Linked DNA regions of Mus musculus: all the other regions are linked to region 1. The links are chromatin loops, found by intact Hi-C in ENCODE. Cell type or tissue: left cerebral cortex. All regions are shown on one strand. Region 1 has its middle 160 kb from the start of Gm14062. Region 2 overlaps Btbd3 (BTB (POZ) domain containing 3). Region 3 overlaps Gm14061 (a long non-coding RNA gene). Region 4 overlaps LOC102636024 (a long non-coding RNA gene). Region 5 has its middle 22 kb from the start of Btbd3. Region 6 has its middle 63 kb from the start of Gm14066. Region 7 holds the start of Mir1952 (microRNA 1952).

The links. A loop is a pair of places that touch in the nucleus more often than their neighbours do. Peaks named below come from ENCODE experiments on the same cell type or tissue, not always from the same donor. Only the 100,000 strongest peaks of a DNase experiment are listed, where the experiment ranks them.
Region 2: it touches region 1 in a loop (5-fold over the local background); 10 of 42 quality-filtered maps call a loop at or near these places.
Region 3: it touches region 1 in a loop (3-fold over the local background); 7 of 42 quality-filtered maps call a loop at or near these places.
Region 4: it touches region 1 in a loop (2.8-fold over the local background); 2 of 42 quality-filtered maps call a loop at or near these places.
Region 5: it touches region 1 in a loop (2.8-fold over the local background); 2 of 42 quality-filtered maps call a loop at or near these places.
Region 6: it touches region 1 in a loop (10-fold over the local background); 10 of 42 quality-filtered maps call a loop at or near these places.
Region 7: it touches region 1 in a loop (2.7-fold over the local background); 2 of 42 quality-filtered maps call a loop at or near these places.

Annotation. Positions count from the first base shown.
Region 1 is chr2:138,031,780-138,035,779 of GRCm38, forward strand. No RefSeq gene overlaps it. Among named protein-coding and RNA genes, the nearest start is that of Gm14062, 160 kb to the left of the region's middle. In left cerebral cortex, a CTCF peak has its summit at 1,771 (motif pointing right); DNase peaks (open chromatin) are centred at 1,835, 2,113 and 2,485; H3K4me3 peaks cover 474 bases; H3K27ac peaks cover 1,049 bases.
Region 2 is chr2:138,280,157-138,284,156 of GRCm38, forward strand. It overlaps Btbd3 (BTB (POZ) domain containing 3), which reads left to right. Exons shown (of 4, transcript NM_145534.2): 3 at 217-335; 4 at 3,302-4,000. Among named protein-coding and RNA genes, the nearest start is that of Btbd3, 3.7 kb to the left of the region's middle. In left cerebral cortex, CTCF peaks have their summits at 430, 1,555 (motif pointing left) and 2,847 (motif pointing left); DNase peaks (open chromatin) are centred at 392 and 1,523; H3K4me3 peaks cover 2,029 bases; H3K27ac peaks cover 1,504 bases.
Region 3 is chr2:138,708,625-138,712,624 of GRCm38, forward strand. All of the region lies in intron 5 of Gm14061 (a long non-coding RNA gene), which reads left to right. Among named protein-coding and RNA genes, the nearest start is that of Mir1952, 110 kb to the right of the region's middle. In left cerebral cortex, a CTCF peak has its summit at 1,887; DNase peaks (open chromatin) are centred at 367 and 815; H3K27ac peaks cover 1,377 bases.
Region 4 is chr2:138,474,315-138,478,314 of GRCm38, forward strand. All of the region lies in intron 2 of LOC102636024 (a long non-coding RNA gene), which reads left to right. Among named protein-coding and RNA genes, the nearest start is that of Gm14061, 100 kb to the right of the region's middle. In left cerebral cortex, no CTCF peak of the experiment used is centred here; DNase peaks (open chromatin) are centred at 1,796 and 2,389; H3K27ac peaks cover 1,324 bases.
Region 5 is chr2:138,254,840-138,258,839 of GRCm38, forward strand. It overlaps a transcript of Btbd3 not described here. Among named protein-coding and RNA genes, the nearest start is that of Btbd3, 22 kb to the right of the region's middle. In left cerebral cortex, a CTCF peak has its summit at 1,728; DNase peaks (open chromatin) are centred at 1,722, 2,542 and 3,292; H3K4me3 peaks cover 2,784 bases; H3K27ac peaks cover 1,839 bases.
Region 6 is chr2:139,368,220-139,372,219 of GRCm38, forward strand. No RefSeq gene overlaps it. Among named protein-coding and RNA genes, the nearest start is that of Gm14066, 63 kb to the left of the region's middle. In left cerebral cortex, a CTCF peak has its summit at 2,062; a DNase peak (open chromatin) is centred at 2,052.
Region 7 is chr2:138,817,759-138,821,758 of GRCm38, forward strand. Mir1952 (microRNA 1952) reads left to right here and starts at 2,171; the gene lies at 2,171-2,249. In left cerebral cortex, no CTCF peak of the experiment used is centred here; DNase peaks (open chromatin) are centred at 2,427 and 2,915; H3K27ac peaks cover 2,452 bases.

The DNA.
Region 1 (4,000 bases):
AGTTTTAGATTTAAACTTCAATTATCTGATTTTAAAACTGTGCTTTTTCACACGGAGCCATTTGCACGCCCCCGCTCTGAGGCAGACTTCAGGTGCAGTCCTGGTTGGCATCTGCACAAATGGCTGTGTTTCCTCTCCAGGCTTCTGTTCTATGATCTCTTGTCTTATTTTCAGTAAACACATTGTTTTCTGAAGCAAATCTTAAACATAACATTACATATTGGATAACAAATTGGTGTGCTCTTCCCTGGAGAGACAATTTATCCTGTTTCAGCATTTCTTTGCTGCCCACAGTTTTGTGCAGGGTTGAGGCCTCCTGGGCATTCCCCTGTCTATTAAGCGTGTCTATTATTGTAGAACTTCGTCAGTTCATTTTTGGGTAGGCATGTTGGGAAGACTTTATGGTTGTTGCTTCTGATATTTCTAGGAGACACCATGTCATAAGAAACTCCATGAAAACAAACAGACAAGGAACATTGTAAAAAAAAAAAAGTAGCAGGTTGCATTTATTAAGAAATCTATTTGTATACATATATATGCATGAAGCAATAACTAATGAAAATAAGCGTTAATTTATATGAGAATGTTTATAGGAAGAAAGGGGAACCAGGAAATGATGCAATTATTATGTCGATTTTTAAATACCACAGAAGACAGCTCAGCACTTTAGAGCACTCCTTATCTTACAGAGGACCCCAGTTATATTCCTGACACAGACTTAGTTCCAGGACCTTGGACAACCTCTTTTGGCCCCCATGGCTACCAGGCATACATGTGTCTTCAATATCTGTGAAAGAGGGGGCCAAAGCAATGAGGAAGGGCAAGGGGAGGAGAGCCAGCAGAAAAATAATAAACTGTCACAAAAATGTTCCACTCTTTAGTTCTAGTGAGGTTCTCAGAAAACTTTGAAACACCAGAATGTGAGTTACTCAAATAATAATCTTTGCTTCTAACCTGTATTTTTAATGGAAATAATGAAGTCCTGAATCAGGTTTGCCTGAGTCTCCTTTCCTTTCCTTCCTTTTGTTTCTTTTGGTTTGCTTTGGGTTTTTGTTTGTTTGTTTGTTTGTTTGTTTGTTTTTATAATCGAATTAACTCCAGAACATTCGGGGGTGCCGGCTGGGATCCTTATCCCCACCAATAGACCAGTAGCTGCCTAATGAGCTGCCACGGGAGCCCCTGTGAGACCTAGGGAAGAATGAGAGGCTGAGCACTGTGACAGACGCTTCAGCCTCGTCAACAGGAATCCAGGCAGTTAATAGATTCCTAGGATTTGAGGGGCTCACACATAAGGCTAGGAAGGTGAGGACTCATCCTTGACAGAGTAATATCCCCGTTCTGCCACCCACTTGAGTTTTGAGTTTGCTCACAGAGACAAGGGTCCTTTTAGGTTGTGCTAGCTTCTGTGGGAGACTGCTGTGAGGGCACGAAGGTGACGACCTCCTCTCTTCTAAGTCCAGACCTTGATACTGGAAGGAAATAAAGCTATGTTTAAAGAGTCAACCATCATGGTGAAGCTTGAACCTTGGGGCCTTGTTCCTGGTAGTAGGAACATTGGAAGGGATGCTGCCCACATACAGTGACTACTGTAAATCATTTCCTCTGTATTTTCCTGGGGATAAAAATTGTGAGTTGAAACAGGTGAGTGGGCGTCATATTATTATGCAAAAAATTAATATTAGCAAAGAAAAGCCTCAAGGGCTGTTTGCTTGTTTTCATCTGAGAATAAGATGGGTTGGAAATGTAGACGTGTGTACATGTTCCCCTGTCTGCCGCCAGGGGGCAGCATCTTCTTGGGCAAAGGGAGGCCAGTGAGGAAGAAATTGCGTCTGGAAGATGCTGTTTGTCGCCTGGTGTCTTAAACCCTGAGGAAAGGAGAAATACCCTCTAAAATGGACTTCTCTAAAGAGATCTAAAAATCCTCAGAAATCAGAGGTCAATTCAAAAGAAACTATGGCTTCTGGGAGATGCTCAGAACATGGAAATCATTGATACTCTGAGAGTATTTCTTCTGAAGGGTTTTCCTTAGATTTTCCTGGATGAGATTTGGTGAAAGCAGATTTATTTTTAACAAATGCACACACATGGCATCCTCTTTCTTAGTGACAGGAACTTCTCATTTTTCCAAAATGTGCTTGGCAAGCTTGGCAGCCAGAGAAACGAGACTGGGAGACCTGCTGTTCCATGGTGCATGACGAGCAACAGAGGAAGCCAGTCTAAACCAGAAACCATCCTCTCAGGACGGATTCGGGAGGATGTTCTGCATTCACAACACTCACGTTCAAAGCTGTGGTTTCTTACTCCGCAGTAATTCTGCACCTTTACATCATTTTCTTATATACATTAGTGGAAAATTGGCGGGGGTGGGGGGGCGTCAGGGGACACGAAGTAGCTAAGGCACTAGACTTAGATAATTCTGTCAGAATTCTCAGCATTATTTTCCTTCATCATCTTTTTTCTTTTCCTACATGTGGCTTTAAGCCCAGTGCTTGTAGCATAAGCCCTTGAAATTCTATCAGCCAGGAAGTTGAGGTTTCTGACAGAATGAATATGCATGGCACACATAATCTACAATTTATTAGGCTGCTTCGCTGGTCATTATTGAGATTTGATTGTAATGCTTAGTGGCGTTAACATCCTCTCCATCCCCCTAACAACATTTATGGTCAGTAATAATATTAGCTCAATCCTTGAGCCTCGCTCTGCTGAATGAACCAAGCGACTTGAGCTCCTCTTGGCTCATTACTTCTAACAGGGCTCCTGTAGTCATGTCACACTCCAGCGACAAGCCTGACAGAATGGCATCTTTTAAATATTATCTCTGACATATTTCTCTGAAATGCTAGCCTTTCAATTAGTGTTATGCACCAGAAGTGACAGATTCTAGAAGAGTCACTTCTACAAGAGAGTACAGTAATAGGTGACCTACCAACAACAGTGGGCTAGAGAAGACATCCATGAATAAGTTCATTATAGCCCCTTGAAGGGGTTTCCACAGCATGGGCATGAACTAGTGGTCAATCAAGATGTCCATATATCTTTCTTTTGGACATTGTTTTTCCATTTCCCAGGTTCTGCATCTTTTGCTACTAAAAGCTGCTTCCTTCACCCATAGGCATTACAGATGCCCAAAGTCTGGTCCCACAGGAGCTCATACGTGATACCCTATTATTGCAGAACGTCAAATGCCTGTCCCCTTTGCCTTTGGGACGCACAAACTGACATGAAAGTTATGCTACAGAGACCTTGTCGGATCAAGCTGAGGTTGAGGTTTCACTCAAAATCACACTCATGCTTGGCTTCTTCTGTTGGGAGCCGCCCCCACATTCGCCGTTACAAGATGGCGCTGACATCCTGTGTTCTAAGTGGTAAACAAATAATCTGCGCATGTGCCAAGGGTATCTTATGACTACTTGTGCTCTGCCTTCCCCGTGACGTCAACTCGGCCGATGGGCTGCAGCCAATCAAGGAGTGACACGTCCGAGGCGAAGGAGAATGCTCCTTAAGAGGGACGGGGTTTTCGTTTTCTCTCTCTCTTGCTTTTTCGCTCTCTTGCTTTTCCCTCTCTCTTGCTTCTTGCTCTCTTTTCCTGAAGATGTAAGAATAAAGCTTTGCCGCAGAAGATTCTGGTCTGTGGTGTTCTTCCTGGCCGGTCGTGAGAACGCGTCGAATAACAATTGGTGCCGAATTCCGGGACGAGAAAATCCGGGACGAGAAAAAACTCCGGACTGGCGCAGGAGGGATACTTCATTCCAGAACCAGAACTGCGAATCAAGGTTATAAGGTTCCCGTAACACAGACTGTTGAGAAGGATTCAACTGCCGAATTCAGAACTCATCAGCTGGGGAACGACGGTGATAAAGGTTCCCGTAAAGCAGACTGTTAAGAAGGATTCAACTGTATGAATTCAGAACTTTTCAGCTGGGGAACGAGAGTACCAGTGAGTATGTTTGGCCTTGAATTTTTTCTGGTGTTAGGAGCCCTTTTGTTCCTTTTCACA
Region 2 (4,000 bases), 250 kb after region 1:
GGTGTATATTAATGTCAAAGCTTTGAGATATTGATGGAGAGCCCACTTTGTGTGACAGTCTCATGCTCCCTGTCCAGTGCACCATAGCCTGGCTGTTTACGACGGTGGGCTATGTACCTTACGTGCCCCCGGCCCTCAGTGGCTAGTGGTTTTGGGGATTGACTCTGCAAATGCTTTCAGTGTAGTGTGTGAAGGGAGCTCTCCCTTTCTCCACAGTACGTCCTCGCTGTCGGGAGCTCAGTGTTCCATGCAATGTTTTACGGAGAACTCGCTGAGGACAAAGATGAAATCCGAATCCCAGACGTCGAACCTGCTGCCTTCCTCGCCATGCTGAAGTAAGCATGATGTGTGTGTTTGGAAAGAGTTTCTTGTGCTGTGTTCCTGCTCTGCTGGCCTCTCAGTCAGATCTGAGTTTCCTGTAAGCGAGAGATTCTAAAGAGAGGGGGTGCTGCTTGCCTTGTAAATGGTCTTAGAACCGCTCTTCTGTGCTCGGGGAAGTCCTATGGAATGTCGCAGGCAGTTAGAGCCATTCCTTAGCCTAGAGCCTAGGGGCAAAGAGCTCACGTGGTGAGCTGCTTTTAGGGACATTTTAAAAGAAAAATAGCTTTCTGGAATAAACACTGTTTAATAGGGATGTTCTCCTTCTGAAAGCAGGACACTTTAAGGAGGCTTCAGAGAAATAGACCTTTACTTCACAATGAGAGCAGTGATGTACCTTGTTTAGCTAGCAACACTAGGACGACACATGCCTTCTGTGTTGTCTAATGCCACCAGAAGTGGAACTTAGTATCTCATCTTTGACTACATATATTTTACCCACAAAATTGGACATGCAAATTTTTGATGAAGAGATTTTTGAAGGGATTGTTTCCTATAGTTGTCTGTAGATTAATACAAGCAATTTTAAATTAGTAATATAAAAACGTAAAAAAGATTGGGGTAGTCACATATTTACTTAAAATTTTTCATATCTTATAGATACTTTACAGACTCTACTGCATGTTAATCGGGTCCTGGGAATCATCTTTACCAGGGTCTAATGCTAAACAGTGAGATTAAGCCTAGTTATTATAAGTTGTATTTATAAGGTTTTTCTTAACTGTTCAAGGCTATATTTTGATCTGGGAATTTCATTTCATCGGAATAAATTTAAAAAACAATGTTTTTGAAGAAAAATTGCCAAGTGGGTCAAAAAGTTTGACAATATTCTTACAATTTTTAAAACAATCATTATTTTTTATTTACTGCTTACTGAAAAATAAGTTCTAGTCCGTTTCAGAGTTTTTAAGTATGTAATTCCCTGGTCCTGTAATGACATTGAAGCCTAATTGAACTAGACCGTTCCCAGTGGGGAGCGGGAGCAGGGAGGTTAAAGGCAGTGAGCGTGTGAGTGACCATAACAGTAACTGCTTCGTCACTTCTTAACCTTCAGCATCAGTCCATTAGAGACACCACCGAGAAACCTCTCTACCTGCTTGGATCCATGCCCTTCCTCACTGCCTGTGAAGTCCGCTCTGCGTGTGACAGTGCCATCTGTTGTTGGTAGAATGCAGCCCTAGTTAGCAACTTGGCCTCACTGAAGTCCAGTAGGGTGTTGTTTCCCAGACACATGTACAGTCAGGAAACAGGAGCAGGAATGTCGGAAAGTTACATCTTGATTGTTTGCCAAATATCTTCTCTTGTAAATAGATGTATTACCTAGAGCATATTAGTGCAGTTTTTAAAAATTATGGAGTCAGGCGGGGTGGAAAGAACAGGGCGTGAGTGAGGTTCCATTTGCCTTGTTGGGAACAGCAGTAGGAACTGAGGCTTCCCCTCCTGTGTCCTAGGGGAGTAGCTGTACTCAGAAAAGGAGTGGCAGCTCCCTGAGTTCCAGGGTGAGGCTACAAATCCAGCCCATATTCTGGATGCTCTCCTAGTCCTGGCCCTAGGCAAAGCACAACTGTACTGCAGCTGTGTTGTCGAGTGGTCTTGCCGGTGTAACCGGCTTAGCCTATAGAGAAGACAGTTTCCTGGAAGAAAGTGTTTATTACTGAGGAACCTTTTGGCTTGTTTATGTGTGTTTATGTTTTCTTTTTTTCCTTGCGAAAGCTAATCTTGGTTTCTTAAGTTAGGTATGTTTTACAAACATGAAATAAAATTACTATAAAAAAAATCAAAGTACCCACTGCTTTAGCTTAAAAACTTTGATAAATTTTCTCAGTGTTGTCATGGGCAGAGTTGTCACTGATTATCCTTTTGTCCTGTAATATAAGATTGCAGGTCGGTTCCACCTTCACTGTCTCAAGAAACTCCCACCATTCCCCCAAACAACAAGAAGTATTTCATCTCCTAAGATAGGTACAGCTCCCTAACGCACTGAATCAGTGTGCGTGTGAGCTCTCTGCTTTGTCTCTGAATAGATACAGGGGAAAGTAATGTTTGCTTTAGTTCTGAAAATAGGACAAATAGGAGTTTAGAACTTTAATACTCACAAGATTTGTGGAGTTCGCTGAAAAGGTAGTAGTGAAGTTTATGTGGTGATTTCTTAAACTTGGAACCACTTCAGAAATATTTAATATCAGGTTTTATTTTGTGTTTTAGAAAAGTCCCAAATCATTAAGATTTTTAACTTTGACCTTATAGTTTCAAAAGACATTTGTTTTTATTGAAACAGAAAGTGGAATAGAGCTATATATGTCTACTTTAAACTCTGCTGGTGCTGAAGAGAGAGATGGCTCAGGGGTTAGGAGTGCAGCTTCTACAGAGGTCCAGGATTCGGGTCCTAGCACCTTCTCAGGTGACTCACGGCTGCCCATAACTCCAGTTCCAGGGAGCCAGTGCCCTCTTCTGGACTCCTGGAGTACCCAGGTGCCCAAACATACACGCAGGCACACATATATAATTTTTTAATAATAATTTTTTAATAAATAATTTTTAAGCTATAGGATTGGGAATGTCAGTGCTTTAACATTTAATACAGTATAATAGACTTTTTCTGTGTTTTTGTAATCTTATCTCTGATATACAGTAATCTTTTAGATAATTGGAGTATCTCTTATTTTGTTGAAAATATACTGAATTTGTCTTTATAAGATAGAAGATGAATAGCAACACAGTTAATCCATTTAATTATATAAGCTTACTGATGAGCTGAAATCCTAATACCTTATGACTGTATTTCAGAGGCTTCTTTAGCATGTTTGTAGTAGCTGTCACATGAAAGTATGTTCTTGGACAGGCTTGAAAGCAGTGGCTTCCTTCCTTGCTCCTCATGCTCGTTGTGTGGAAACCTGCTTACATGTTGACTACTTTCTTTCAGATACATCTATTGTGATGAAATTGACTTGGCTGCAGACACAGTGCTGGCCACACTGTATGCTGCCAAAAAGTACATAGTTCCTCACCTCGCCAGAGCCTGTGTTAATTTCCTGGAGACCAGCCTAAGCGCCAAGAACGCCTGCGTACTCCTCTCCCAGAGCTGCCTGTTTGAGGAGCCGGACCTGACACAGCGTTGCTGGGAGGTGATTGATGCCCAGGCCGAGTTAGCGCTCAAGTCTGAGGGATTCTGTGACATCGACTTCCAGACACTCGAAAGTATCCTCCGCAGGGAAACTCTGAATGCCAAAGAAATAGTGGTTTTTGAGGCAGCCCTGAACTGGGCTGAGGTAGAATGCCAGCGGCAAGATCTGGCCCTGAGCATTGAAAATAAACGCAAGGTCCTAGGAAAGGCCCTGTACTTGATCCGCATCCCTACCATGGCCCTGGATGACTTTGCAAATGGTGCTGCACAGTCTGGGGTATTGACTCTCAATGAGACCAATGACATCTTCCTCTGGTACACTGCATCCAAAAAACCAGAGCTGCAGTTTGTGAGTAAAGCCCGCAAGGGCCTGGTCCCCCAGCGTTGCCACCGATTTCAGTCATGTGCCTATCGGAGCAACCAGTGGCGCTATCGGGGTCGCTGTGACAGCATCCAGTTTGCTGTTGATAAGAGGGTGTTCATCGCAGGCTTTGGGCT
Region 3 (4,000 bases), 680 kb after region 1:
TTCCAGAGAACATCTCTGTCCTCTGTCCGTTGGCCAGCACCACCCACAGCAAAGGGGAAGGGATATTTACTATTTCTATGTTCCTGGAATCAGACCTTTATAATCCCAAAGAAACAAGTTTACTCATTTTAGAAAAATTCTAGCTTCCAAGTTTTAATTTGCACCCCCTCATAATCTCCAGGTGTTCTGTGTCCACAAAGGAATAGATCAGAGAGCCAGTATTTCCTTTTCTTTGTGCAGAACAGAAGGGCACCGTGGCTGGCGTCCCTAGGTCATGATTTATTGGTTCCTCTGAACCACTGCAATGCTGTATTCTTTCAGGACACTCAGAAACACAGCAGGCCTTTTTAAGAATCCCAACTGGCTCCCAGGCTGAATACAAGAGGAGGAAAAAGCATCAGTTGAAATGGAAATCTGCACATACCAAAAATAGACCTCTCATGAGGGTTGTCTTGAAAAAGAACTCAGGGCTAAATAGTTCTGGGTGACATATGTTGAATCATTTAAATTTTGTTTCCCTCCAGTTTAGCCAGGAAATAAATGAATTTAAAACAGTGAAAGAAAAAAGAAAAGAAAATATTTTAACTTTAAAAGCCATCTCAGGAATTTCTCCTGAATTACGGTAACCAAACATTGGTCAGCCCAAGTTATTTTCCATTTCCCCTTCATAGTTCTGACACATAGTTCCACAAAATCCTGTCAAATGACAGTGCTATAATACTATTTTTGTCCCCACCTCTCCATGTCACCTGGTTCTCCTGTTTGGAAATGTGTATCTAACCTTCACTCTGCTCTGTTCTTTCTATCACTAGGACATCCAGGTCCCCTTTCCAGGCTCTCAGCTTCCCAAGCCTTTCTCTGTACTTGCTCCAATGTATGCAGTTCACACTTTGTGAAACACTGCCCTTTTCTCTGGGATCTCCTCTAAGTGGAAGCAGTCTTAATCATACACTGGCAAGCTCAATAGATGTAAGTATGGTAGGCTGGCTTTTCAGAGAGGCCATTTGGTCCTTGACACAACATTTTGCTTTTGGACTTTGGAGCAGAAACGTGAAGCTAGGTTTAGGTCCACTTTGTTGGTTGTTTGGATTAGCATGACTTTCTGACCTGTGAGGCTAATGTTCCTTGGCCTTCTCTGATGATGCCATTTTATCCATCTACTTAGAAATGCATACTAAGGCTGAGTCTCCATGGATCACAAAGCTAAGCCACCTGGCGTGTTGCTTTGTTCCCAGGTTGAGCTGGGACCACAATACATTCCTATCTGAGAAATACTTGGAAAGTTCCTATGAGGATATCCATTCCTAATCCTTCTGCTGTCCTCCATATTTCCACACTTCTTTGCCATGTTGCTTTCCTCAATAGAGGGATATTGATCTTGATCCTGACCACTTATATTCTTAAGACAGTATTTGATTAGAGAGACATCATGTACCGAATGTGTAGCCATGTTCTATAGCTGGCTTAACTAAAATCTAACTACAAATTCACCTTAAGAGGAACTTTCTTTTTGTGTTTTATATACTTTCACAATGATGGAAATTGCATAGAGACTTAAATCTGACCATAAGCTATGAGTCTTTCTTTGCCCACGCATACCAGGAAATCCACTCAAAGTCAGCTAAAGGTGTTCTCACCCTTCTCCATTTTAGCAAAGGAAGGAAACACATGTTTCTATAGATCAAAATTTATTTTTAGAAGGAGGAGGCATTAGCACAGTTGAAAAGCAGTCCAAGAGGAGACAGACTTGTAAGAAAAGTTATACGTGGACATCCTCAAAGACACATGGGGACTGAAGGGGTCTTTGCTGATCTTGAGGAACAAGCAACCACAACACCAGGACAAAGTTGTATCCATCAAAACATGATAATGAAAATGATCATACAACCTCCTGTAAGCTATTGGGTACACAGCTACCCTATAATATAATCATACAGCCCCCCCCCCCTGTAGGCTATTGGGTTCATGGCTACCCTATAACATTGACAGTCCCTCCACCTACAGATACTCTTCTGCTTTTAAAATTACAATAGTGCTGTTCACCAGATGCCGTGACTTTAACATAGCCTAAAGATGAATAGCATAGTGTTGCAGGTAAGAGAATGTGCTCTGGGACCTAAAACTTGGGTTTTATGTTCAGCTCTGTCATTTTACTGACTTCAATATTTAAGCTCTCCAGGTCTCAGTTTCTTATGTGAATAGGATCAGTTGTAAATTATATTTCATAAAATCATTAGAGATTAAATATTTTAAGCCACACAGAATACTTAGGACACCATCAGGAATTAGCATGTTCTCAGCAGGCATTAGCTATTTTTATTATTATCATCATTATTTAATGAAAATTGAGGGCATGTAAGTCCACAGTACACTGCTGGGTACCCTGTGGAGAATTTTGATGAATATAAGATGTGGTTGCTATCCCAAAGGAATATATAACATAATAATGTGTTAATTCTGTGTCTTAAATTTTTGTTGAGTTCATTTACTCATTCAAATAGTCAAAGACATTAATAATTATTTTCAACAGACAAACTAATTGATATGAGAGCAAAACAGATATTAGAAATGGGAACTGTGAACTCAAAAATAATGAATTGCTAGTCTATAGAAATTTCTAAGTATAAGGAAATTTCATCTGAATAGAAGAAGATACATAGTATTTCGTTTTGAGACAAAGTCTTCATAAGCCTTTGCTTGGCCTTGAATTCATTGGTCAGCAGTCTAGTCTTAAGTTCCTTAACCTCCCAGCTGATGAGACTACAAGCATGAATAAACATCCCTAGCTAAGATACCTTTACTTCTTTTCCAATTTGAACCCCTCTGTTTACTTTTCTTGCCTAAAACTTTTGATCAGCAATTTCAGTATTGTGTTGAACAGAAGTGACCAAAGTAGACATTTTTCCTTGTTGTTGAAATGATTTCAGGTTTCACATATTACATTTATTATGTGAAAATACTTTTATACTGTTCCTACTTTGTTGAACATTTTCATCATGAAATAGTGATGAATTTTGTCAAAAATAATTTTTACTCATTGAAAATATTAGACTGAACTATTAACATTTTTGCTAAATTTTGTATGGTAAAATACTCTTGTGTAACTTGGACATGGTATGTACAATTTATGTGTGTTGTTGGGTTTGTTTGTTATCTTTGATGACTTTTGTCACTAGAAATTGGGTCTATTAGTTTTCTTTAGTTGAGTCAATTTTTTTTGGCTTTTATGTAAGGTTAATTCTGACTTTATAAAGTAAAGTGGAAAGTATTATTGCCTAGTCATTTTTAAAAAATAGCTTAAGAAGAATTGACACTAATTATTCTTTAAATACTTGCTGAAGTAAAGGTTATATCTAATCCTGGGCTTTTCTTTGTAATAAATATTTTTTATACAGAAACATACAGGTAACCTGCTAATGAATTGAGTAACAAACATTAATATATTTATTCCATTATTCATCTATTGTTTGACAATCATATTTCAGTATATATGCAAAAATACAGACATATAAATACATTTATTTTTTGTAAATTACTAAAATGTAGGTCACATATAATTACTATGATTACCATGTACTTGTAGAGTCTAAGAATGGATATATTTCCTAGGCATAAAGATTCTATTTTATGTAATTTTAGTCAATCATGCTTTGTATACAGTTTAGAGGACTATCTAGTCTAAAAGTATATATTTAATTTAATTACCCCTCTCTTTAACTTCTTTTAATCTGAGACTTTTTACTCAGCCTTTTAGTCATACTATTGCATTTTCAGATAATCAGCCTGGTTTTACTGTAGGAAAATTTGAGGCCGTTTTCATGATTATATCAAAGTTACACGGTCTTTCACAGAGTAGTATATGCAATGCCCTTGTTACAGTCATAAGCACAGAAAGTACATTTTCCCTCATCAGTGCTGAGAGTTTTGGTCACCTAGTAAATGTAGTATATACTTATTCCTCATCGAAGGGTGATCCAGTTATTCAATTTATCCATATAGA
Region 4 (4,000 bases), 440 kb after region 1:
GTCCCATGATGTGAGAATGCCATCAGCACCTGGACAAGTTGTCAGGCAAGGGAAAATAACCATGGTTAAAAGTAGCTGGTTCCTCTGTGTGTGTGTGTGTATGTGTGTGTGTGTGTGTGTGTGAGAGAGAGAGAGAGAGAGAGAGAGAGAGAGAGAGAGAGAAGGGTGAGGGAGGGAAGGAGAGAGGGGGGAGAGGATGAGGAAAAGGCGAGGGGGAGGGGGAGAGAGAGGGAGAGAGAGAGGGAGAGGGAGAGGGAGAGGGAGAGGGAGAGGGAGAGGGAGAGGGAGAGGGTGAGGGAGAGGGAGGAGACCAGTTCATTCCAGCTTTTGATCTCTTTCTTTCTTTTCTTCATTTCCCTCCTCTGTTCCCTTCTTCCTTCCCTCACCCCAACTCTAACCCTGTCTCCCTCCCTCCATGCCTTCCTTTTTTCCTTCCTAAGGAAGCAACTCCCTATGTCCCCATAACTGTCTTGGTACTCATTACATGGAGGGCTATGCCCTAAATCTTGCAGTGGGCGTCTCGTCTCTGTCTCCTTAGTGTTAGAGTTTTCAGCCTGTGCAACCACACCTCACTTTCGGCAGGTTTCTTAGATTACCTGCAAAGTTTCTCATTCATTTAAGCTAAATTCTCTGGTTGGAATTTGTCACTTTCAATTAAAAAAAAAATCCCTCAGATGTCCTTGCTGGTAGATTGCTTCATCTAATCCATGCAAGAAAAGCACAGATAGGTCCACCATTAGCACAGTTTCAGTTCTGGAGTTGAACTAGATAAAATTATGCTCATTTCAACTAATCTACTGGGAAAGCTAGCAGGTGCACACAACCCAAAAGCAGAGCACATCTTTCTGTCTCTGTCGCTGTTTCTATCTCTGTTTCTCTCTGTATCTCTGTCTTAGTTTCTCGGTCTCTCTCTGTCTTTGTCTCTGTCTGTTTCTCTGTCTCTCTCTCTCTTTGTGTGTATATGTGTGTGTGTGTGTGTGTGTGTGTGTGTGCGCGCGCACTTGTGCGCATGTGGTGTGACTCACTCTCCCTATACAGCCCAGGCTGGCCTTGAACTCTCTCACTCATTATACCTCAGCCTCTCAAGTGCTGGGGTTCTATGGTGTTCCATATCATTCCCTTCCTTCTTAATGCAACTCTAGTTTTTTTCTTCTTCTTTTCCATAGTTTCTTGCTTTTGTTTGTTTGTTTTCAGCTTTTATTTTTTGTTTTAACTGATGAAGGCCAGAGAAGATAAAACAATGCAATAGATGAGATACACTCAATTGCGTGATTTGATACAATTTTTAATATCCTGAAAATCAAAATCTCCATGTGCTATAAATATGGCATTATTTTAAATTTAATAGTTATTTCTGATAGGTTACTTCATCTCCAAGACATTTCTACTTACTGTGTACTTAATGAGCACTTATTTTGTTGAAATCCTATCTTTGGTGCTAGAGAGCTGAACAGATGCAGAAGATGTGTTGGCTCTATACTAAACCCTCCATTTTCCCCTCCCATACTCCATTGCTTCTATTTTTTTTTCTCAGCTGAGTTGAGAAAACTTCTCTTACACAAATCTTCTAAAATCTAGGTGAGACCCTTTGCCTCAGTCATTGTGCATTGCCTGCTGTTGCTCCTTCTCTTGAGAGGGTTGGTTTCTGCCTCCAGGAATTGCACCAGTACAGACATCTGCAGACAGTGCCTTCTTCCGGAGTCAGCTTGCGAAGATGATGAATCTTGATGCCATTCTCATTATGCAGCTGTTGTGAGCCCAAGATGGAGGTAAACTTCTGACAAGCAAAAAGGCTGTCTTCTGCTTTTCCTACCCTGCACATGTTCCTCTTTGAGAGCATCCTCACTTACTGAGTGTCCCCTTGCAGGACTTGTTGGATAGTTTCTTGATATCGTAGCACAGAGATTCATCTGGAAAGAGGGAACCTGAATTAAGAAAATGACTCCATCAGACTGGCTTATAGGCAAGTCTATTAGCCATTTTCTTAATGATTGATGTGAGAGGGCCCCACTTACTCTTGCTTCTGGGTTATAGAAGAAAGCAGTCTGAGCAAACTGTAGGAAACAAGGCAGTAAGCAGTGTTCTCCCATAATCGTTGCAAGTTCCTGAATCCTGATCCCTGCCTCTGGTTCCTGACTCTCCTTCATGATGCACTGTAGTGCCGATGTAAACTTAACTCCTCCCCTTTCTCCTTGCTGCTTTTGTCTCAGCAATGGAAGGCAAACTGGCACAGGCATCCCCTGTTTTGGACTTCTTGCTCTCTTACATATTTTTCACATAAAAATCATGTTTATCCTTCCTACCAGCCTCTGTGCTCACCAATCACACACTTGCCAACTCTGTGGTAAATGAGCAGAAGCTGCAGCCTTGTGGTGTTGGGGTTTGATGCTAAACATACATACCCCATAACGTATGCTGCTTCATAACTGGACAAGCTGGTACATCTGAGGAGAGGCGCATGTCCTGCGTTCCCTAAAATAGTATAGCAGCAGCTGCACTAATTTTAGATAGGAACAAAAAAGGCCTGTGGATGTAAAGGCTTTGCTTTTCTCTACAAAGTCAGCTTGTGTGGAAAAACTGGCTAGAGATAGGGAAAATTAACAATGTTATAATTTTCACATAAACTAAAGTAAATGAAAGATCTACAGAATAGGTGTTCTCTAGTATTAATAAGAATATCTAGTTGAGTCGTTTGGACTGGAGAGGGATAGAGAGATGATAGTTGGGTCTCATATTCACAGCCAATGAGTGTTGAGTTGTGAATAACTGCCAGAATGTTTTCTCAATAAAAGGGCAAAGACTGGAGGAGAAAAAAATGTAAAAATTGATAGTCAGCTTGGGGGAGTTGCCACATGAGAAACTGGAACACAACCAGCATTGGAGTAAGAAGGCCGAGGGGAAGAAGACAGAAAGGGCTAGGCAGGGAATTTGTTGACAATATTTTGTTTTTCTAAGTTTGGTGGGCAAGTTTGGACAAAGGGAAGATGTCTTTATTGGGTGCATATATTATGATAAAAGATCGCAAAGGTGCCCATTTATTTTACTCATCGATGAGATGTGTATAATCGTTGTCTTACCTTACATTTGTGGGAACCAGACTTAAAGGGAGCTAGCTGGCCTGGCACGAGCAATGAAAGGCATTGACCTGAATTTTCACTAACGGACTTGATTCTGTGCCATGGCATACTGTGTTGTGTACTTGGCCAACTGCTCTCTGCACCTTTGTGATCTTCTGGTATCTTCTCTACCCATAGAACTGGAAATCTGAAACTCTTATATGTCACAAATGCTTTATAGCTAATTTTAAATCCAGTTGTCCAACTTTAATGACTTTTAAGCAATGCTGTGAAGTTATGAGTGTCTGTCATATTTCCAGTGGTAGTTGCCCCTTTCTGGAATGTTGATCCATTCTGACTTCTCAGCAGCAGGAATTGCTGAACATGTCTAAATCCTGTGACTCAGTAACAAACATGATCTTGCAGGTTTTAGCATGGACCTTCTCAGCTTCTACCTTTTCCACCCAGAGCACACACATTTGCTAGGTTAGTTATCACTGGAGTCTTTCTCCTTTTCTTTCATTGGTTCAGTTGTCTTCATTAAAGCTTACTCAGATATGAGGTAAAATGATTGAAATAATTCCTCTACCCTACTGACTTTTGAGATGACTGTTAACTTTTGCTTCAGCAAGCATATGGTAATAAGTCAAATAAAGACTACCTTCTAGAATAATAGTTCACAGCTATTTCCTTTTAGATAGCATATACATTTATTCATAATTCACTCATACCATGCATGCATGGAACATATTACCTTAGTCTAAGAAAAATTCCTGGGAGATCACTGTGGGCCTGCTTTTCACAGCGTACATAAGAAATTTAATCTCAGGCATGTGGTTTTCCCTAGAGTTATAAAATTGTATTGTGGAAGGATTAAAATAATTCTTCATCAGTGTTATCAATACTTCCTTAGTTCTACTACAATTGTAAACTATCCAGACCAA
Region 5 (4,000 bases), 220 kb after region 1:
GCCACACGCCTCTTTGTCTTGTCCTTTCCTTTCCTTTCCTTTCCTTTCCTTTCCTTTCCTTTCCTTTCCTTTCCTTTCCTTTCCTTGTGATCCCTGAAGTTCAGTTAGGGTTGTTCACAGGAGCATGGGTAAGGGTTATTTCCTGGAATAGCCTTGTACCAATGACTATATCACTGAAGGAAGGTCTCTCCATCCCCTAGCAACCAGGAATTAATTCATAACCTCAGGGAGTTGTGAGGCCTGCTGAGCTCTTTCCTGCTTCGTGACAGAGTGTTGATGGCTCCAGCCTTGAGCAGGACTTGTGCTGATAACCATAGTAACTAACAAGTCAAGGATGTGAGACCATGCCACATTCTATAATAAGTTACTCCTTCCTCATCTCTTATAGTCTTCTTGGATTTACTTCATAATGTTCCTGAGCCCTCTGGGAGAATGATACAGATGTTCCATTTAGAGTTCAGCTTTCAACAGTTATTCTCAGCATGTTCAACAGTTATGAGTCTGAAGTAATGGCTGCTTACTGACCCAAACAAGTCTTTTTGACCAAAGCTGACAATAGCATCAATCTATGGACATAAAACAATATTCAGAAAGCAACTTGACAGGTATGACACATCGCATCCAGTTAGCAGAATGGGCCCATGATCTTCTAGCCACAGTTTTTTGACCAAGTCTATGATCGAAGATAAAGATTTCTTCCTGGGAAGCAAGCCCCAGATTAAAAACAAACAAACAAACAAACAAACAAACAAACAAAAGACCAGAAGGGGTTGGTTATCCCCCTAACAGATTTGCCAGTACTGCACCAGTGAGTTCATCTTGCCTGGGAAGTTAGTGATGTAGCATGCAGGCTCCACAACTAAGTAAGACTGGTCATGACACTTCTCCCTCAGCAGCCTGTACTGGTATAGTCCAGCTTGGTTTCTTTATGTTTTGTAACCAAAGCAGGTGTGGTTTCTTCAGCAAACAACAGAACAACAATTGTCTGTATTACTTTACCTTGCTGACCAGTAACTCAAGATCCCACTACTTCTTCCACAGGCGATAGCTAAGCATTTCAGACATTGTACCTCAAAAGGCCAACACAGGATTCCTCTGTCTCCCATCTTAAGCAATTCCCACTTATTCACTACTGGAATCTTGGACTAAGGGTTAAAGATTATTTCTAGAGGAGTTTCAACTACATTTCCAGCTGCCACTTTGACTCTCCAAGCAGCATCCAGAGTATTCTTGCCTCTGAGTGTTCACAAGCTCATAGTTCCCTTCAAAGCTTCTGCCTTTATGTTTATCTTCTCTAGCAGGTGAGTTTGTCTTTTCACCTCAGCGCTGCCTGTTTCTACATCTCCCAACTAAGCTTTCTTTAGCACTCCAGCCATTCTCCTTCCTTCTACCATTAAAGATTGTAGTTAATGTTTGCTCTTTCAAATGCCTGTCTCATCAGTCTAAAGGGAGTTCTAAACTCAAAGGCAACGTGCCTATTACTCCCGAAGACTGCTCTGGAGTCTGCAAAATAGATGCTCCATAAATATTTTCTATCTGATGTAATGAGTGAACTAGAGGAGGAAGTTTGCAATTTGTGGGACAAGGACACAGAGAGCTCCAGTAAGATTCCCTCTAAAGCGCCTCTCCAGTTTTCCCAGCCAGTCTTCCAGAGTCCCCGCCCACTACTCTCAGGGCCCGGGAAGGGGAGGGCTCTGCGCATGCCCCGTATCCAGGGCAGCCTCCGGGAGCGCCTCCCGGCCCCTCCTGGCGCTCGGGTGTGCGTTCACGGTCCCGGGGAGCGTGCCCTGCGTGCGGGTGCCCGCCTCGCCCGCCGGGCTCTGGATCCCTGAGTTCCTGGACCGGGCCTGCGGAGCGGGCACCTGGTCGGAGCTGCGAGAGGCGGTAGCGTCCGTGGCCACGCAGAAAGCTGACGGTGAGTGCTGGCGAGTGGCTGCTAGCTGCGCGCGTGCGCGGCGTGGGCCGAGGCGTGGGCGCGCGCCCGGAGGCGGGAGTGGCCGAACGAGGGGGCTCGGGAGGCTGCAGGCGAGGGGCGCGGGGGCGTGGGGGGCGACGAGATACCCGAGCTTCGTGCGGGTTACAGGGCCGTGCGTGCGGAGCAGGACGGCCCACGGGACCCTACGGGGCGAGGCGAACCTGGCCGCGACCGGGCAGACGACGTGGGCCAAACCACCTCGGTGGGGGCGGAGGTCCGGGACGGGGTGGCGGCCACTTGCATCGTGCAAGGCCGAGTCCGTCCCGAGCGCACCGAGAGCACCTAGGGGCCCGAGCAAACTTCTCCCAAGAAACTTATTGGGGCGTGGCCGTCGGGGTCGGGGGCTGGGGATCCTGGGGATCCACGCCCTGCCTTTTCCGCCCCGATCCCTGCAGGTGCGCCCTCGCCGGGGTCCTGTTGCTGCAGAAGTGCATCCTCCAAGTTCCCAGTGCCTTGCAGGGCCCATTCGCTCTAACCTAGAGGTTGAAGTTTGGTGGCTTGGTTGTTCTTGGTTGTTCGTTGCCTCGGGAAGGAAAGACTCTTACTGCCTTTATCTCAAAGAAAGTATTGTTAGGGCGTGCTTCATAGTCTGTGTGTCAAGCAACCTATTGTCCCATGTGCGCGTGCAGAAGACTAGCTCATTCTATTTGCTCATTTATTTATTTATTTTTAAAGAAGGCCGGTGGAGATAAGTGGGCTTTTTCTTTTCGAAATACTCCCGCCTCCTCCGTAGTTCCTGCTCTAGGATAGTTGTCTGTGCGGGAGGTTCCCCGGAGAGTTTTAAATCTCACGTGCTCCCATTGACTAATTCAAACCCAAGGCATTTATTTGGAAAACTATCTGCATGCAATTCGAAGTTCAGAGACACTGGTTTGGTAAGAGAAAGTCAGGTCTTTAGGTTTTACAAAGTAGTAGCATTCGGTTTGTAATTGCTGGGATGAATCTCCTTGTCCGGAACACAGAACAGCGGTTTGTCTCCCACTGAGGGGGGCGGGGGGGGGGGGCGACTGAAAATGCACAAAAGTGGTTTGTATTCAGCAGAGGAGGGAAAAAACTTCCTAACAGTCAAAGTCAAAGTTGAGCTAAACTATATGACTCTGGCATTTTAAATTCCTGTTGGAACTACGGTTCTCCCCTTGCCTCCCGCTTGGCCCCTTGTTACAGCCATGAGGCTATCTATCTCAGTTTAACCTTTCCTCCCAACCCTCTAACAGGGCCTCATATTTAATATAACTCAGTCTCTGGGAGAATATCCCTTCTTAGGCTTCTTGAATCTAAAGGGTTACTGTGGGTTTCCATAGCAACGGGTCCTCTAGGGGAAGTGGGCGGGACCTGCTACCATTGGGTTCTAAGCAGGACTCTTCCTTTTCATTCCCCATTGTAAGTTCTTCAGCCTCATTGCAGGTAAAGATGAGGTTGTCCGATTCCAGGTTTTTGTCTCTGAGATAATTAGAGATTTCCATGGAAGGATACTTCTCAGAGTTGAGTGGTCCTCACCCCTTTCACAGACACTCATCTGTCCACACTTGATTTATTAAGCAAAGTTCCAAGTTCCTAACGCTTTTCCTTCCACACACATACAAACCTGTGAATTGTGAACAATGTTTTTTAAAGCACTTAAAAAAATATATATGTTTTACCAATTTATAAACATGAAATATCCTACAGCCAGGCAAAGTTAAAAAGGAAACTGAAAAAAGGAAAATGACTCTCTTAACAATTTGTGAGGGGAAAATGCCACTGTCAGCGTTTTTACGTTGTTTTCACTCCTAGAAGGTGTTTTCCAAGACTATTTACAAAACTCAAAACCACTTGTAATATAATACTTTAAAAATGGCAAAGGGAGAGAGGCTCGGAACTCCTTCCTTCTAGCAACACACAGTCAAAGGTTTTTTGTTTTTTGTTTTTTTTTGCTTTTTAAAAACAAAACAAAACAAGCCACCAAGACCCCAATAAAGCAGGCTAGACATATGTTGCCGATGCGTTTAAGACTTCACTGTAAGTAATGGGTGTTGTGGATTCAAG
Region 6 (4,000 bases), 1.3 Mb after region 1:
TCCTAACCACTTCTCTACTCCTTACTCCCTGTATTCATAATCCCCTCTGTATTCCTAAGATCCTTCTACTCCTAGCTCCCTCTCCACTTATAACCCCATTATTTTTTAACCCTTCCCTATTCCTATCCCCTCCTTCCTAATCTCCTCTCTTCCTAACTGCCTCCATTCCTAACCCCCTCTCTATTTCCAACCCCTTCTCTATTCATAAACTCTTCTCTCTACCTAACCCCATTTGTGGTGTTTGTGTCGTCTCTTAATTCTTGTACTTTTTAATTTTTTATAACAATAAACAACAACAAAATCACAACATAGAACTCCGGGGTATGGATCTCAGATTCAAACTTACGATGCACATAACACTACACATTGGTGAATCATATTTTATTCTTCTACAAAACAGAGACCATTCCTGTGCACAGTGTGCTTGTAAGTCATGTAAATTTATACATGTATGCAGCCCTCAAAGGGTGAGGGGCATAACTAAACACTGGGGTTCAGATGAGCAGTTAAATTCCCTTTCTGTGACAGCATGCAGACTAGCCTGTCTCACATCCTGACTTAAATGCTGGTAACTTATTTTTTCCATGAAAACATCTGCATTTCCATTTGATAGTATAATATCTGTCATTGGCCTTAGTATGTGAACTCACTTAGCAGGTCAGGTTTTCTTTAGAAAACAAATGATTTGATTTGGAGATTGTAATCTCTATACAAGCTTTCTCTCCTCGCTGAAGCAACTTCCCACTTCTGATACTTCAGTTTCTTTGAACAAAAGGACAGGGTTTTTGTTTTTGTTTTTAACTGTTTTGTAATTTTTAGATGTGTATGAGTGTTTTGCCCAGATGTGTGCCTGTGAACCACTTGCATGCCTGGCTCTGGTAAAGACCAGAAGAGGGAACTGGGTCCCCTGAAATTGGAGATATGGATGGTTGTGAACTAATATGCAAGTGTTGAAAATTGAACTCAGATCCTCTGAAAGAGCAGTCAATACTCTTAACCACTTAGATATCCCTTCAGCCTCATGAGACTTCACTATTACCTGTTTCACAGAATTGCAGTGAGGATTAAATGGTAATACATTACAAAAATTAGATTAGCTTTAAGTGATTTATTAAAAATCTGCCAGGTTATTATTCATTCAGTGACAAAGAGATAAAGCCACCTGCAGAGTTAACAGCAAACAACATTGAATAGGGATGCCCTCTTCGTTGAATGACAGCTGCTTTCTTACTAAGAAACCTTGTTCAGCCAACACTGTAGGCAGGTAGAGGAGCTAGGGAGATGGCTCAGCTGTAAAGAGCAGTTTGCTTCAAGGACTGTAGATATGTTCCCACCTGCAGATCAGCTCACGTCACATCTGATGCCTTCTTCTGGCCTCCTTTCACACCTGGCTTTTACATAATTAAGATACATATAATTAAAACAATAGACTTCATCTTCAAAATGATAGGCCATCACAAATGCTTGCTGAAATCAAAATGCTATGAATGAAACATTCTTGATTGCTGTAGGGCTTAGGTTTGGTTAAAAGAGGGATAATGTTTAAGTTCACAAATTTTACAGTTCAGGGGTTTTGGACCTTAAACAATGCAATCCTAAGATCAAGGGATGACCCTCCATCCCAGAAGAGCTGGGAGCAGTGTTTATGGAGGTATTTAGGGTTGAGCATTGAATTTACTTTTTAAAGCATGCACAGAGGTCCTTGTTCCTTTGTTGACTGAGATATGCTTGGTGTCTATCCTTAGAGAGACCATACTCTTACCCAAAGTACTGAATTTGCTGAGACAAAGAAAAGCAGCCAGGACTTGGAATTTACCTGCTGACATTCTAGTAAAATATTGTGGCTGCAGTGTTTTAATCTTCAGTGTAATTGAACCAACCTTGGGTCCACTTTCTGCCCTGACATGATGTTAACCTCTTACACAGAATCCCACTATGCTTGGAAGACATCAGAACAGGCTTCAGTGGGGAACATTCTAGTAACTGAAACTTTTTCCAATATACTCGAATAACCACATTGCTTCCTGTTTGATAAAATACTTCATACTCCCTCTAGTGCATATTCCCCCTCATTGCAAGGAGTCATCCAACTCTTAACTCAGGAGCTTGCTGGCCCACCACCCTCTTTGAAAGCAGGACTTTTCTTTTTTCTTTTCTTTCCTTTTCTTTTCTTTTCTCTTTTCTTTTCTTTTCTTTTCTTTTCTACCTTTTCTTTTCTTCTCTTCTCTTTTCTCTCATTTTTAAAATTAAGTTTGTTGTGTTTTTTCTTTTTTTCTTTTTATTAGATATTTTCTTTATTTACATTTCAAATGTTATCCCCTTTCCTAGTTTCTCCTCTGAAAACCCCCTATCTCCTCTCCCCTCCCCGCTGCTCACCAACCCACCTACTCCCACTTTTTGGTGTTGGCATTCCCCTATACTGGGGCATATAACCTTCACAGGACCAAGGGCCTCGCCTCCCATTGATGACCAACTAGGCCATCCTCTGCTACCTAGAAAGCAGGACTTTTCAACTCAATGGCAGACCCTGGACTCAAAACAAAAGAATGAGAAGATGGACCACACTTGTAACACCAAAAAGAGATGGCTCAGTACAACCTGACCTCTAACTTACATGTTCCTACACTCAGGCCTCAGCTTTTGTTTAGAAAATTAACTTTCAGTGTTTATCATACATTCAACTGCTTTAAGTCACTGTGTAGAATAGCAACCTGTGGTGTGTAATGAACATTTGAAAATTGTCTATGAAATAAGTCAGTAGGTTCTGATATCTTCAAACAAACCCCACTCTCTAGAAACATAAACACCAAGGAACGTGTTGACATGGTCATGATAGCTACAGCACAAATAGATAGGACTCGGAAATTCAAGATCACGACACTAGCATCCTTGTGATTTTGTATGAAGGCCTCATGATGACACATGGGTACCTGCAAAGACAGGGAAAGAGGCTAAACTCATCCTATTTCAAACCCATTTCAACAAAACAAACATTAACCTACTCAGGATGATGGATCCTTCAAGTCACCAAATGCCTCTTAAAGTCATCACCACCTGTCAAAAATTGAGGACCAAGCCTCAACATGAATTTTGGTAGCTACAAATCGCATGCAAACCTTAACGAAGGGTAGTAACTGTTACAGCAACTTCTATTTTTTTAATAGTTATTGACTCATTTAATCCTAATATCTCTAGGAAATAGGAAACTAGACCCATTTTAAAGGTAAGAAAACATTGAAAAGGAGTTATTGAATTATAGAATAAATATTATCTATTTTATAAAACCTTCCAAAATTTTCCCAGGATGCTTATAAAATTTAGTATTCACATGAATGATATATTAAAAGTTCTTATTACTCCACATTCTCCCCAAAATGCATTGCCAGACTAAATTTGTCTATATAAAGATAGATGGTGTGAAGAGATATATTCGTTGACTGAAATACAGTTCAATAAACAAATCAAAAACACTGAGATGGATAGGAAGAGAAGATGACAAAGTCAAAGCAAGAGGAAGAGGTCAAAAAGCTGGGAGTTGAAAAGTCAGCAGAAATATTCCGAACAGGCTTTAAAAATAATTCATTGATAGGGAGCCTGGAGAAATAGCTCATGGGTTAAGAGTACTTGCTGCTCTTTGAGAGGTTTGATTACCACCAACGTTAACTGTTTACAATCATCTATAACTGTAGTTTCAGTGGCTCTAAATCCCTCTTCTGGCCTCTGTGAGCACCAGGCACATACGTCATGCACAGGCATACATGCATGCAAACTATCTATACACATTTTTTTATTAAAACAAAAAAGACTAACTGGTAACGTTGCATGTAGCAATTCAAGAAATAGAACTGAACATCTCCCCATCTCTCAAGGCACATTTAACTGTCAAAGACTACAAGGGACAGCTGAACTAAAGATGAAGGTATGGAAAATTCCTTTGTCTCTACCTCTCAATTCTTCTCTTCTCTTAACATTATAACTTTGCAATAAACTGATGTCTCTA
Region 7 (4,000 bases), 790 kb after region 1:
TCAATCTGTTTCCCATGAAGTTAATGATTTTTTTAAACTCTGTAAAGAAGGTAATTTGTATTTTAATAAAGATTTCATTGATTCTGAAAATTGCTTAAAGTAATAAAATAAACATTGCAGTAATAATAATAATAATTCTTATAATACTGAATATGAGAAACTGTGTGTGTGTGTGTGTGTGTGTGTGTGTGTGTGTGTGTGTAAGTGTGTGATTATGTGCCCTATCACTTTTCATTTCCATTGCTTTTTAGTTTTCATTGTAGAATATTTTTCACTTACTTGGCCAACTTTATTCCTGAATATTACAATTTTTGTTGGGATCATGATCATGCTGGGTCTCAATAGTGATTCAGTCCAAGGGAGTGAGACACAAAGGTAATTTTACTCAGAGATTCATTACTGTGCTAAAAAAAAACCTATCTCCAGATATAGGTGGTTATTAGGGTCTCACGACTTTCCTCTCTCACAGTAACCACCAACAAAATACTGTTAGTATTCCTTCCACCCCTGACAATCCCAAATGAAGCATTTCCTAACCACCGAGTAATCTATATTAAGATAGACTATTAGTATTCCCACAACTCAAGAGGCGAGCCCTCATGGATTAAACCAAGACTAGACTGGTAGAGAACATGTCTTTGTTCTATGTGATATATACATATTCCCACTTTTTAAAAATCATTACTTGTATCAGAAACCAACTCCTAATGTTAGTGGCTTCAACTAAGAAATATAATTTTTATTCACCGTAGTGTATTGTGGCTTCCTAAGTACCAGGCATTTGTTCAAAGACTTATCCTCCTTCCATCTGTGAGTCGCTCTTTCTTTTGTCAGCATGTTCTCTACTTGATAAAGCTGGTAGGGTTTCCAATAATGGTCCTAGAAGTGAAGACCTTGGATTCACAAACATTGCACTAAACAGATCTAATATATTTATACAACAGAGACTAGACAGTAAAGGTGACCTACGTGTTCAAGTTTGAGTGCAGAAGAGACCCTAACTACACAAATACTAACAGCCTGTGAAGAAGCAGAGCTAGGAAGTTGTCAGGAGTAGAAGCATATGTGTAGAGAAGATTATTTTCCCATATCCCATATCACCATACCAACTATGCAAAGCTCTCTTAAGAGTAAATTGATAGGGTCATAGTAACTAATACAGTAGCCCTTGAATAAAACATAGTTGCTCTAGACTGACAAGGTACAAGGGCATTTTCGTTGACCCAAAGGCAATCAAGAAATAATGTATGACTCTCTTGGCCTTTTTGCTGTCACTCTGTCGTCTTCTTCATGCTCCTCCTCTCTCCCCATTCCCCTCCCCCTCTCTCCAGGTGCTCATGGCTGGTCCTCTACTCTCTCTCTCCCTTTCTCTGTCTTTACTACCCTCTCAACTCCTTCCCATGCCCTGAATAAACTCTACTTTATACTAAAAAAAAAGGAAAGAAAGAAAGAATGTGTGTTAATAAACATGTTCTAAATTCTCACCTGGTAGTAGATAAGTCATAGGAATAAAGAAATTATGTGTGGGAAGGGGTGTAGGGGCTAGTAAGGTTTAAAACTGAAGCTGAATGCCTCTCTCAGCCCCTCAGAATACTCATAGACTCTAAAGAGGTAAAGGTTCTCATCCTGACTTGAACTTCTTTCTGCTTTCTCTTTTCTACTTGTTTTCCACAGTAAAGAGGCAACCCACATTGATACTGTTTCATCTGAAACACTAGGTATCTACAAAGGTCTGAGGTTTTTCTAGGCTATCTACTCGATCTGAAGTTGATGCTGGCTCACAACAGGGGCGTCACCTGAAAGTTAAATTGATGTTAGCCTCAGGAGACTATGAGGTTTTTGCCTCTAGTAGGGGGTGTTTATGGAGATGGTTGCTTCATCCACAGTGCCTGACCCTTTGGTCTCAACTGGTACAAACGTGAAGGCAAATCTCCTCTAGAGCAGATGTTTGAGCTGGAGTTGGCTGGAAAGTTGGGCAGCATTTTAACTCTGCACACTACCCACTTCCTCACTTCTTTACAGGCCCATATCCCATGCCCCAGAGCATCCTCTCATCAAAGTTCTTCTAGACCAGAAGTCCATTTTCAGGAGATGTGAATACAAACAGGATGAAACACAAAGTCTAAATAAATGTTGGTATTGAGACAAGGCAAATATTGCAGCCACCTATCCCTCTCTTATTGATCTCCACCCTCCTTCTGTGCAGGCTTATTTCCTGCTCCAAGGTGTGGATGACAAAAGAGATGGAAGTATGGGGGGGCGGGAGGGCACACAGAGGCTTTCATAAACCCTCTCTGCTTTTCTGCTGCTTCTCCTGTTCTTGCATATCCCCCACTTCTGCCTTCTGTTAATGCTAATTCAAGGTCTAAAAATAGATTTTTCTTCTTTGCAAGGCAGCATATAACATACTTCATCCTTTTCTTCTGTTCAAAGTTTGTGGTTTTCTCTGTCTGACTGCAATCTCCTTATGTTGTAAGAAAAAGTCTGAAAGGACAGTGCATGTGAGTGTTCCTGGGCATGCACACATGCATGTGTTGTGCATGTAGGTAAATTAAGTATATGCATATCTTGACACAATGCAAAAAGATTTAGGAACTTATTTGCACTTGGATTGCAGAGCACTGTGAAAGAGCTTGGAATATGATTAGGCTTCCTATTTTCCTCCAACTTCGGTCACCAGATCACATCATCTTCTAAAATTATCCAGGTATCTCAGATGCCAAAGAGTTTCCTGACTATAATTTTAAATTCATAAGCACCATTTCTCAAAACTACGTTTCCCGAAGGTTCTAGAGACCTGAGACTATAGCCACACACGGAGTGAGCATCTTCCACTCCAGATTGTTGTAGGTGTAAAATCCACAGGCAGATTGTCCCCCAGGAAAGGCTGCCAGCCAAGCCATTTCACTGGGGATGGAACTTGGGAGGATGGTGAGTCATGTAACTGAGAAGAAAGTGGCTGATGGCTAGAACATAATGAGCCAAACACCCTCTTAGGATGAGGATGGAAGACACACGTTTGTGGGCCACTTTCAGCCTCTCATAGCCTGCTGACTTTTGTTAAAAGTGTATCTCTAGCCCCACATTGTTAGAATTGTCACCAAGATACATTGCATGTTATATAAGAGCAGTGTCCCTGAAAAGTGCTTATGTGTTGCTCTTCCCCATCATTCCTTGGATCTCTCTGTCCTACAGGGAGTCCAGGAAATGAAGTCCTCAGCTGGGAGGCAGTCATTTGGAACTCTGTAGCTCCCATCCCAGGGCAGGGAATGCAGATGACCCTGGCCTTTCCTTGTTTGACTACACAATGTGATTTTTTTTCTCAAACACTTAAGAGAAAAGCATCGAGGAAAGCAAACCAGGTCCAGCAACTTCTTGGCTGCAGAGTTGTCCTACTTTCTTTCTTAGAAGTCACTGCGGCTCTTGCTCTCTTCCCAGTCACAATAGATGATAATAAGAGCCTGATTCCCTGTGTCTGCTCTCACTGAAGCCATGGGAGAAAGTAGCCTCTCTCTTCTCTAGGATCTTGGAGCACAAAACACCTTCCCCTTCATGCCTGATCAGGTTCTAAAGATCCACCTTCGGCTTTTCCTTCCCCATTAGCATACCCTCTCCACTTTGGCTTAAGAGCTTTCTGTAGTGGAATGCACCTTTAATTCCAGCACTCAGGAAGCAGAGGCAGGAGGATCTCTCTGAGTATGAGTCAAGCTGGTCTATCAGAGAGAGTTCCCAGATAGCAAGTGCTACATAGAGAGACACTGTCACAAAGCAAAAAAGAAAGCTTATGTGATCTCTAAATTCAAGGAATTCCCAGCAAACTCTGAACCCCTCCAGCATGAAGTATATTTTATAGCTGTGCTTATATCTTTCTCCCTAGCTGAGTACCAGGACTAGGTAGCAGATCAATGACAAATTATTATTAAATTATTTCATACAGCAAGGTATCTTCTTCAGTAGGAATGATAAAACACATTTCAAAGCTCTGAAATCATATACATAC